2 separate regions of the Homo sapiens genome follow, and region 1 is linked to region 2. Evidence: chromatin contacts called from ENCODE Hi-C data. All regions are on one chromosome and are shown on one strand. The core of a region is the stretch at or near the end of the contact, and the rest is flanking DNA. Distances in the headings are between cores, read along the strand shown.

Region 1 (5,769 bases), core at 8-2,507, 1.9 Mb after region 2:
CACTCCTTTCCCTCTCTGTCAAGGGCAGAGGAAAGCACCTTCTGGCCCTTCTAGACCCAAAACACCCAGCTAAAGACAAAGGCTGCTGACCTTATGTGACCCGGGCAGATTCACTGTCCACACCCCACACCCCTCACCAGGCTCCCCAAAGGCTGCCTTGGCTGGAGAACTTGGGATGTCACTCTGCTGCTTACGGTCACAGAGCTCGAGCAGGCGCTGTCACTTGGGCCATGTGAGCCAGTGACTCATTTTAGGATCTGGTCCTGGGCATCTAAGCTCTTTGCTTACCCTCCTCATCCCCACTGGCTTCCCTCCAGGTTCTTCATTTTCAGACAGAAAACACCAAAACCTTGAGTCACCATAGGGACGTGATAACCACATGACAGGAAACTTATGCAATTCAAGACAGGGCAAGTGCCTGTCATACCCAGAGCTACAGTGCAAGAAGGTCCTCGGAGCTCCTTCAGCGCATCATATGATTTCAGTGTTGCCTCATAATTTTCAGGCGAACTTTCCATTAACAAAGAAAGTGCTTCATTCTCATGAACCCTGACCTCATTTCCTGAAACAGCCTTGACACACAAGCCTGTGTACACACAATCCTCTACACAATTATACCTCGACGCAATCCATCCATTCGATTTGTCAGCAGGCCAAAGCCACACCCCCAACACACACACACTCTCCAACCTTCCTCGGCCTTCCTTTCTCCTGGCCAAGAGGACTGAGATCTTCTCTCATCTGTGTTTAAGGCAAATCTCTAGACGGGAAAGAGCAGAAACTAAATTTGATCATGTTAAATTCCAGCTTTCCAAGGGCGAGGAAGAATCTCACATTTTAGCCGCAATAGTCTGTGACAGGAACCGTGGGTTGTAATATATGAAGGAAAAATTCTGCAGTATCCTGACAAAATGTTTTGAAGAAAAGGCATATGGATGTATTTTTATCAGGAACTGCGCTCCTCACCCAAGACAGCAGGCACAAACATTTTCAAAACACTCAGCTCTCAGCAAAGTGAAATTCTGCTATGAAGCGAAACTGGATGCTCATCCTCTCCATCCACCACTTTCTCAGGATGGGCCTTAAAAAAATCATTCCGCCAATCAGTGTTTTAATAAAAACTCTCAGATTGACTAACTTCAAGAAAAAATCGCCGCCCCACACCCTACAGCCAGAAAGGTTTTACCAAACTGGGTTTGACAGAATATACTTGCAGAATATTTATTTTTAGATCTCTCAGCAGTACAGTAAGAGTCTTTCGTTTCAGATCAGCTGGCCTCCAGCCAAAGCAGCGAAGTCAGAGGAACTTCAGCCCCTAAGCCTTCCTGCTCCCTAAGAGTACCAGCGCTCCTGCCTGGCTCCGGCATAAATGGTTGGCAATAAGTCATTTTTTATTAAAATTTTAACTCTAGGCAGCAATTTTGCTTTAAAAGGTTTTTCTTTGGAGTGCATTTTTATTTTAAAAAATTAAATACTCTTGGATATGTTAGTATTCAGAAGCAGCAGATTTCAACAGCTCACACTTTCTCTGAACTTTTTTTCAACAGATATTTCACACACTAAGGAGGGCCTGAATTCTCAGAATTGTACCTCTATAAGTTCATAGCTGCCCTCGTCTTTTAGGGGGTGGGTGGAAAATCCAACTCACCACTCAGGCTCTTGCAGGTCTGAAGGCTAAACCGGTGTGAAACAAAGGGTCCCCTTTCACTCACTACTCCCAAAGCCGGGAACTATCCAGTGAAGAGTGGCCATGCCATTTACGTGGCACAAGGTGGCCCAGGGGTGATGAGCTGTTCACCTTCACCGGCCATTTCTCTCACTGCTTTAGTGCGTGGCACAGTGCACCCTAACATCCCACATTTAACACCCCATCAAGAAAAATGTGAGTGCAGCAAAATATCCAACAAGTACTTGCTCCTAGGAGCAATTCAAACACATTTTGTTCAATAATGGTTTCATTCCAACTGGCCCAAAGAGAAAAAAGAGTAAGGAATTGTTTAAAGCCTGTTTAGCAAGATGAAGCCTCAGAAGGCAGTTGGCTTGGATTTAAACACGTATTGCATCAACAAAAGCCAAATCTGAGGTGTCAACAAAAGGAAGTCACTCTTATTCTAGAAACAGACCTTGAAAGTAACTAGCTTGGTGCTAATTAGAGACAGGCAGGGCAGGCTTAGTTATGCACTGCTGGTTAACACACCCACTCACCCTGACTAAACCGCTTTAAAATCAGGGAGCTATTTTCTAACAACCCTTTTGAAATGCTATTCAGAGATGAACTTTACATTTCTATGTAACTGCAAGATGCTGCTCGCCAACACAGCAACACCAGGCATTTCAATTAAATAATTTTATTGGGGGAAAAAAACCACTTTGAGCACCAAAGCAAGAAAAGTGTATTATTCAATCAGTTTCCCAGATCACATGCCAAGAACACAATGCTCACTGTGGTGCCTGGCAGACGGTCCACAACCAGCGGGTGCGTTCAGCTTGAATGGACCGGGGTCCCACAGTGTTTGTGCCACAAGTCAATGGCCTTGCTCACGATCGCGTCTGAGCTGTCCTGGGGAATCTGTGGGCAAGCAAATCAGTCTTTGTGAAATTTCAGTGTTGACAACTTCAGTGTCTTCCCTCATTCGCTGTGGCATGAAATCCACTTCCATGGGAGTTTGCACTGTTTTTCAGAAAGTGACAGCATAAAAGACTTGCGTCACATGCTACCTGAGGACATGAAAGGGCTCCAGTGTCAGCCTGCCTGGGTTCAAATCCTGCACTGCTCACTAACTGTGCACCCCCGGGCAGGTTACCTAAGCTACCTGGGTTTCAGATCCCCATCTCTAAAATGGGGGAAATGATAGCCTGACTTCACAGAGCTGTTCACAGTAGGACATGAGGTAACCCATGGAAAATACTTAGCACAGGCTTCGCACTGCTAGCCACCTCTGGTTATAATGATGATTATTCATTTATTCAACGCATATTGACTCAGTACTTTATTATAATTTACCAGGCCATTTTTCAAATGTTAATACTATTTTAAAAATGAATAGATTTTGGATTCTGTGAAAATCATTCAGGCATAAGTCTCTTTAATCCTACTTCTTGCCTGGTAAAGGGTATTCCAAGATACATAGCGAGGGAAAAGTTAATTTCATTACCATTGCCTTTTTCAGCAATATACTAGGTTAATACTGTATATTAATAAACCCAACTGGGACTACACCAGAGACAGTAACAGAAATGAAATGGCTTACAAAATCCTCCAAAATACAGAACCCCTTTTGAACTGACAAAAATTACTCATTGTAAAATGACAGATCCCACCTATTCCTTTTCCTGACATGCCTGCTGATAGTCACATGGAGGATGAGACTCTGGTTCTAAGTGGACACATTCACGAGATGGTCTCAGACCATCATTTCCCAAAGACAGGATGCAAACTAACCCTCAGGCCAACTTTAGGCCAAACTTTTTCAGGGAAAAGTGTTTCTTATAATGTAAAAATACACTGTATGATTTCTCTGAAATAATCTAATGTAACAGGAAAATCTCACTTGCTAAAGTGACTTCATTTCTAGATTCAAAATCAAATCAAATTATTATTTCTCTTAAATAATTTCCCTAAAATAATCATTATTATAATTATTCTCTGAAACATTCTAAGGTATTATTTCTCTAAAATCATGTAATTATTTCTCTGAAATAATCTAATGTAACAGGAAAATCTGACTTGCTAAGGTAACTTCATTTCCAGATTCAAAATCAAATCAAAGCACACTTACATTTTCCAGAAACTTTGTTATCTTCTCTGCACTGTTCAGTGCCATAACTTTTATTTTAAAGGTTAATAAAATTTCGACAGCTACAAAAACTAGGATCTTACAGGATCCACTCACAACTTTATCCCAAACCCTACAAAAATAAGGAGATATAATCAAATTATATGAGTTTCAGAATTATGTTTAGCCTAGACATCTCAAATTACAAAATAAAATCAAATTGCTCCAATTTTATGTAAAAGCTTCAAAGAACAACTTTTATGAAATAATCACCAAAACAACAACAAAATACAGAAGCCATTTGAAATCTATTCTAGATACAATCAGCACTAGAAGGAGAAAGGAAAGTTTACTAAAAATTACTGCTCCACTAGGAATCTACCAAAATCATATTCCCTCATGTTGTGAACCTGACATTTCTGAGGAAGAAAAAGAAAATCCTAAACTAATGGTTTATATTCTGCTAATATGCCATAATGCTAATATAATTATAGCCTACTAAGGGACAACAAAAGATGTATATGAAATGGGATAAATTCAATTTCATTGCCAGTGATTCTGGGGACAGACTCCTTAAACTTCTCCAAGGGCGTAAGGAGCCAGTTACTGATCTATAACCACTCTAAAATAATAATTCTGATCATTCCTGTAACTCCTAAAAGTTGGTATTCTACTTCATACACTTAGTTACATATTATCTTATAATGTTCTCTGTGTATTGCACTGTTCAGTGCCATAACTTATTTTAAGAGTTACTGTTCTACTACATCACAAAGTCTTAATGGGTGGCACCTGGACTCCGAAATACCCAGACATGTCTGAAACTGACTGGAAGAACTTAGTCAAATCTTTGACTGCTTTCAGCTTCTTTAAAGATATCATGATGAAACTAACACTAAGATTTCTACTGGAGGAAGATTTGTCACATTTCTGGAAAAAAGGGGCTGACGCTTATATAAACTCATGGAGACCATTTGAGGTGTGACTGCTTCACAGCATCTAACGCACTGAGGGCCCTTAATTTTTCTAATTGTATATTCAAGAATAAGCAGAATCATGTGCTGTTACGGTAGCTGCTGGAGGACTGAGCTTCAAATTACTGTATTGTTCTAAAGCAAATTTATAATCTGAGGGATGACCACATGAAAGGCCAGAACTCTGCTCTAACGCCAAGCCTTCAATATGTCTTCGAAAGACCTACTTGCCTCTGTAAACTGGATTCAGGCAAACATCCCGCAAAGCACCTCTTGAACCAGAGATCATAAGGAAGTTTGGGCGCCGCGGAACACATCCTCAGATGAGTCAGCAGTCTGCCATCTTCCAGATTCAAGTATTGTTCAAACGCTTTTGGCTAAAGATTAAGCAAGAACAGAGATTATTCATTTTCTGTGTCATAACATCATCTGATATTATAGTCTCTGATGAAAAAAAAGTACATGCTGAATTCAAGGAAGTATTAGAAAACAAAACTTCAGAATTATCCAAGTCACTTGTGACACAGCAGTTTCCTAGGTCAGCCCTAACTAAAGTAACAAACCATCCAGGACTGAGGAGTTTCCCAGGACACAGGGCTCTTTCAGTGCTAAAACTGAGGCAGTCCCAGGCAAAATGGAATGGTTGGTCACCCTAATACTAACTTCACTAGCCAGATTCAACAGCCTAAGGCAAAAGTCCAAAGCAAAATTCAGTTGTTCTGAGGAGCTAAGGAAGGCCCATTATATTACTGGCTGGTCTAGAGCAGCAGATTATATACTAAGGAAAAAAGGGGGAAAGAGGAAAGGTAAAACCAAAGAAATAGAGTGGGATTAGAGTGGGGAGAGGGCATTAGGAAGAGTAAGACAAAAAGTGATGGTGATGAGAAGGGGCTGACCAGTCACTGACCATACATACACTGCCCTGGATTGAGCACCACTGTGCACCAGTGCCAAGCAGGCTCACACAACAGGGATGTCCAGAGGGTGAACTCTGTATTCAACATAAATGTGCACAAGAA
Region 2 (5,862 bases), core at 2,228-4,727:
GGGGAGGGTGACAGAGGTGACCCCGTGGCCATTTTGCATGGCATGTGAGGGAGGGCTGGCGGATTGGGTGACTTGTGGCCCAGAGCTGAATGAGGAAGGGGACGGAGCCTGGCAGGGATCTCCCAGAAGGTCCTTCCAGGCAGAGGGACTGTCAGTGCAAACGTCCGGTGTTGGGCACTTTCTTGGCCTTCTGGGGGAACATCAAAGAGGCCACTTAGCTCCTTTTAAAAAAAGACTATTTTTTAGAGCACTTTTGGGTTCACAGCAAAATTGAGAAAAAGGTACAGAGATTTCCCATATACCTCCTGCTCCCACATGCACACAGGCTCTCCCACTGTCGACCTCCCTCCACAGACTGGCACATTTGCTACAATCAATAAACCTGCATTGACACATCATTATGACCCCAAGTCTATAGTTGACAGTAGGGTTCGCACCTGGTGGTGTACATTCTATGGGATTGGGCAAATGCACAGTGACACGCTTCTACCACTATCGTATCACGCAGAGGACTTTCACTGCCCTCAAATCTTCCATGCCTCACCTATTCATCCCTCCCTCCTTGCAGTCCCTGGGAACCCCTGATCTTTTTACTGGTACCCTAGTTTTATCTTTTCCAGAACGTTCTAGTTAGAATCATACAATATACAGCTTTTTCAGATTGGCTTCTTTCACTTAGCAACATATTTAGCTATTTTTTAAATGTGATTTTTGTTTTACAAACGTATTTGTTCTTTCTTCAACTCAAATGTAAGATTTTTTAGAGCAATGGGTTGAAGGTTGTAGATAACAGGTGAGAAATCGTGATGACGCTTTCTTAGAAGAATTCCCCTCTTTGAGGTACATCAACGTGTGCTACACATCCCTGTGTCCTCCAGCCCTTACCTAAAACTTTAATTGGATTATTAGCCCTAGCCTGTGACATGCAAATATTCTAATTAAAGGCTGTTTTTTTTCTTTTTAAAAAAATTCAGTGGATACATAGTAGGTGTATATATTTATGGGTTATATGAGATGTTTTGATACAGGCATGCAATGTGTAATAATCACATCAGGGTACATGGGGTCTCCATCACCTCAAGCATTTATCCTCTGTGTTACAAACAATCCAATTACAATATTTTAGTTATTTTTTAATGTACAATTAAATTATTTTCGACTACGGTCATCCTGTTGTGCTAGCAAATACTAGGTCTTACTCATTCTTTCTATGACTTGTACTCATTATCTATCTCCCCTACCTGCCCCCCATAATCCCCCCCACCCACAACGCTACCCTTCCCAGCCCCTGGTAACCATCCCTCTATTGTCTGTCTTTATGAGTTCAATTATTTTAATTTTTAGCTCCCACAAGTAAGTGAGAACATGTGAAATTTGTCTTTCTGTGCCTGGTTTATTTCACTTAACATAATGACCACTAGTTCCATCCATGTTGCTGCAAATGACTGGATCTCATTCTTTTTTATGGGTGAATAGTACTCCATTGTGTATATGTACCACATTTCCTTTATCCATTTATTTGTTGATGGACACTTAGGTTTCTTCCAAATCTTGGCACTTGTGAAGAGTGCTGCAATAAACACAGGACTGCAGATATGTCTTTAATATATTGATTTCCTTTCTTTTGGGTATATGTGAGTGGGATTGCTGGATCATATGACAGCTCTATTTTTAGTTTTTTGAGGAACCTCCAAACTGTTCTCCACAGTGGTTATACTAATTTACATTCCCACTAACAGTATATGAGGGTTCCCTTTTCTTCACATCCTCAGTAGAATTTGTTATTGCCTGACTTTTGCATATAAGCCATTTTAACTGTGGTGAAATGATATCTCATTGTAGTTTTGATTTGCATTTCTCTGAGGATCAGTGATGTTGAGCACCTATTCATATACCTGCTTGCCATTTGTATTTTTCCTTTTGAGAAATAAGCCTGATATTCTTTCAGGGCATAAATTAAGAATGCAACCCTCCTCTGCCCATGGCCACATATATCATGTAAGAGCAATCTGGCATAGATACTCCAATTCATTTTTTTTAAATGGATTCTCAGTTCTAAACAACATAAACCAATGTCTTTATTTTTAATGCTTGTCTTTGCTTCAGTCAAAAAAACTCCAAAACACAATGAAGGAAGAGGCCAATTGAGTAAACCAGTTACTTAAAGCTAACAAAGAAACAGACATCATCAAGCAGTTCTGTCTTCCCAAATCAATTCTTTTGAAATCAAACACCTTCGTTAAGTGGTTCCTTGAACTGTTTTGCCATAAAAATTAAAAAAAAAAAACTCATGAAGAAAATGAAATAATCATGTACAAAATACCTTTGTCACTTTATTTTTAATACAATTGTATGCAATTTGTTAATTTTCATCATCCTTTATAACTGAATTATATGTGCTTTTGAAAGCTACATAATGAATAACATGTTGTATATAATTGTTAAAATGTGTCTATGGTCATCATATAATTTAGACCTGAGGTCCTCAGTAGAAGACAAAGTCCAGGAAGTCAGAACCTCTGTTCCTCTTTTCACTATACCCCAATACCATATGTATATGGGAGAATGGATTTGATTGACTTGAGTTGTATCTGCAGTGCTTCTTGAAGGCATGAAAACTACTGCGAGTGTTTTAATTACTCAAACCTCCACCCTTCCATATGTAAGCTTCTTGAAAATAGGGATTTTGTCTGGCTGGCTTTCCTGCTGAATCCCCAGCACCTAATATGGTGCCTGGCCCATACAGAGTCCTTAACAGATGTTCAATAAATATTAATATCTACTAAATTATTTTCTGAAATGGATACAGTATCTGAGATGGTTAATTTTACGTGTTAACTTGGCTAAGCCAAGGTACCTAGATATTGATCAAACATTCTTCTGGATGTCACTGCAAAGCTATCTTCTTTAAAAGATTAACATTTAAATGAGTAGGCTTTGAGCAAAACAAATGACCTTCCATAATGTAGGTGGGCCTCCAATCAGTTGAAGGCCTTAATAGAAAAAAGAGCGACATCCACAGAGCAAGAAGGAATTCAGCTAGCAGAGTGCCTTCGGACTCAAGTAGCAATGTCAGTTCTTCCCTGATCTCCAGCTTGCCAGCCTGCCTTGCTGATTTTGGACTTGCCAGTCTCCATAATTGTGTGAACCAACTTCATAAAATAAATCTCTCTCTCTCTCTCTCTCTCTATATATATATGTATATATATACACACACACATTCCATTGGTTCTGTTTGTCTGGAGAACCCTAATACACCCACCTTACTCCTTTGCTCACTCAATGAATCAATCAATATATGTCATTTGCCAGGGATCACTCTCACCCATCAAGACCTCACAACTACTAAAGCCAAACCAGTGATACAACCCCTGAAGTACACTCTTGACTTTAACTTCTCCACTCCGGTGGAGTGACAAAGAGCATTACTTCCTTAATGTTTCGACGATTATATGATGCAAAGCACCTGCATGAGGAACAGGTGCTGAGAGGACACTGTACTTGCTAAAGCCATGTCCTGATAGTGTGACAGAAGGCACCAGCATACTACTGTGCTTTGAGGAGAAAATGCTTCCCATGGTGAGGCTGAGCTGCTGATAGTCTCACTTCCTCTAAATATTTCCACTCTTTACAAGTGAAGCTGTGGGTGGGGAATTTCAGAGTCATGGAAACTAGTCAAAGGTTACTAAAGGTTCATGGACACTACTATTTGATAACTGTGTGGTAGCTGCATAGTCGCATATGCTATAGAAAAAGGTGAATATAAAAAATACATCAATAGGAAGCTTATAGATGAGCACTATATGAAATTTGGTTCTCTTCAGGATCAAGCAAAGTGATGGACCTTCATGGAACCCAATCTGCTGGTCTGGGGAACAATACTTTTGTAAATTAAGTATTCATATAGAACTTTTCCCCAAGGGCTTATCTGGAGGGGAAGTGACAGTGAGAGTGAAAGCCTTAATTTGCCCACAATCAGCATGGGCTAGCCCAGTCACAAATTGTCTGTCCAGGAAGATTCTTTTTTTTCTTTTTGTTTTTATTTTTTAATCTTGGGGAGTCACTTTAGCCCTTTCTTCCTCTCCCATTTAAGACCCCTTCCCTCCTTTGATGTCCCCTAGCTAAAACCTGCTTCTAACTTGAGGCAAAATTTTCACTTCTCTGCTCAAGTAGTTTGTGCATGAAACAGGGATAAATTTGGTGGCAATTGTGCCTTCTTGAAATCCTAACTCTGAACCATCATTTTTGTCAATGACTTAGCACTGCCAACTGATAGAAATGATAGACTGTCATACATTCATGCAATAGGATACTATACAGCTGTGAAAATGAATTATCAACATCTCTTGGCATCAACATGGATAACACTCAGAAATATCATGTTGACCCTAGAGCAAGTCTTGGAAGAATGCTTATGTATGATTATATTTACTTACAGTTCCCAAACAGGCAGAAATTGACTATATGCAAATTGTATATATACCTATGCATATATGTCTATGCATACACTTAGACCTAGGAGGCCAATCAAAAAGTAAAGTAAGGGAATGACTAACAAAATTTTAAGACAATAGTTCCTTTTGTGGTAGGTGATATAATTTGGATGTTTGTCTCCTCCAAATCTCACGCTGAAATGTGATCCACAGTGTTAGAGGTGGGGCCTAGTAGGAGGTATTGGATTATGGGGGCAGATCCCTCATGAGTGGCTTAGTGCTGTCCCTTTGATGGTGAGTGAGTTTTCACTCAGTTAACGCACCCAAGATCTGGTTGTTTAAAGGACTCTGGGACCTCTCCCTTCTGTCCTTTTCTCTCTCTCTTGCCATGTCATATGCTGGCTCCTCCTTCCGCCATGATTGTAACCTTCCTGAGGCCTCACCCGAAGCAGATGCCAGCACCATGCTTTCTGTATACCCTGCAGAACCATAAGTCAATCAACCCTTTTTTCTTTTTTCTTTCTTTTTTTTGAGACGGAGTCTCACTCTATCACTCAGGCTGGAGTGCAGTGGCGTGATCTCGGCTCACTGCAAGCTCCGCCTCCCGGGTTCATGCCATTCTCCTGCCTTAGCCTCCTGAGTAGCTGGGACTACAGGCGCCCGTCACCACACCCAGCTAATTTTTTGTATTTTTAGTAGAGACGGGCTTTCACTGTGTTAGCCAGGGTGGTCTCGATCTCCTGACCTCGTGATCCGCCCGTCTCGGCCTCCCAAAGTGCTGGGATTACTGGCGTGAGCCACCGTGCCCGGTCCCCACTTTTTTTCTTTATAAATTACCCAGCCTTGGGTATTTCTTTATAGTGATGCAAAACGGACTAACACAGAAAATTGAAAATTGGTACTGAGAAGTGGAGCATTGCTATAAAGATAACTGAAAATGTGGAAGTGACTTTGGAACGGGGTAAGGGAGAGGCTGGAAGAGTTTAAAGGACTCAGAAAAAGACAGGAAGATGAGGGAAAGTTTGGAACTTCTTAGAGACTGGTTAAATGGTTGTGACCAAAATACTGATACAGATATGGACAGTGAAGTTCTGGCTGATGAGGTCTCAGATGGAAATGAGAAAGTTTTTGGGAAATGGAATGGGGTCATTCTTATTATGCCCTAACAAAGAACTTGGTTGCACTGTATGCTCTAGGGATCTGTGGAAGTTTGAACTTAAGAGTGATGACCCAGGCTACCTAGTAGAGGAAATTTCTAAGCAGCAAAGCATTCAAGAGGTGACTTGGCTACTTCCAGCAACCTAAATCAGATATGGGAGCAAAGAAGTGACTTAACATTGAAATTTATATTTAAAAGGGAAACAGAGTGTAAAAGTTTGTAAAATTTGCAGCCTGGCTCTGTGGTAGAGAAAGAATCCAAGCAGGTTGT

The links. Hi-C counts contacts between places; a loop is a spot of excess contacts on that map. Pooled maps may share reads with other maps.
Region 1: a pooled map shows a loop between it and region 2 (23-fold over the local background). The contact joins two enhancer-like sites. A Hi-C loop is called at or near these places in 2 of 37 single-sample maps with no recorded cell type and 4 of 50 pooled maps.

Annotation. Positions count from the first base shown.
Region 1 is chr6:13,302,619-13,308,387 of GRCh38, forward strand. It overlaps TBC1D7-LOC100130357 (TBC1D7-LOC100130357 readthrough), which reads right to left. Exons shown (of 9, transcript NM_001318809.2): 6 at 4,982-5,127; 7 at 3,780-3,909; 8 at 2,444-2,569. The coding sequence ends at 2,483. TBC1D7 (TBC1 domain family member 7) reads right to left here. Exons shown (of 8, transcript NM_016495.6): 6 at 4,982-5,127; 7 at 3,780-3,909; 8 at 2,333-2,569. The coding sequence ends at 2,483. Among named protein-coding and RNA genes, the nearest start is that of TBC1D7, 23 kb to the right of the region's middle. RefSeq lists enhancers at 483-532, 4,623-5,769. Within about 2 kb of position 1,258, at least 33 of the 41 ENCODE cell types and tissues checked have a DNase peak (open chromatin) inside an H3K27ac peak, as active enhancers do.
Region 2 is chr6:11,370,879-11,376,740 of GRCh38, forward strand. It overlaps a transcript of NEDD9 not described here. Among named protein-coding and RNA genes, the nearest start is that of NEDD9, 140 kb to the left of the region's middle. RefSeq lists an enhancer at 1-357. Within about 2 kb of position 3,478, at least 4 of the 41 ENCODE cell types and tissues checked have a DNase peak (open chromatin) inside an H3K27ac peak, as active enhancers do.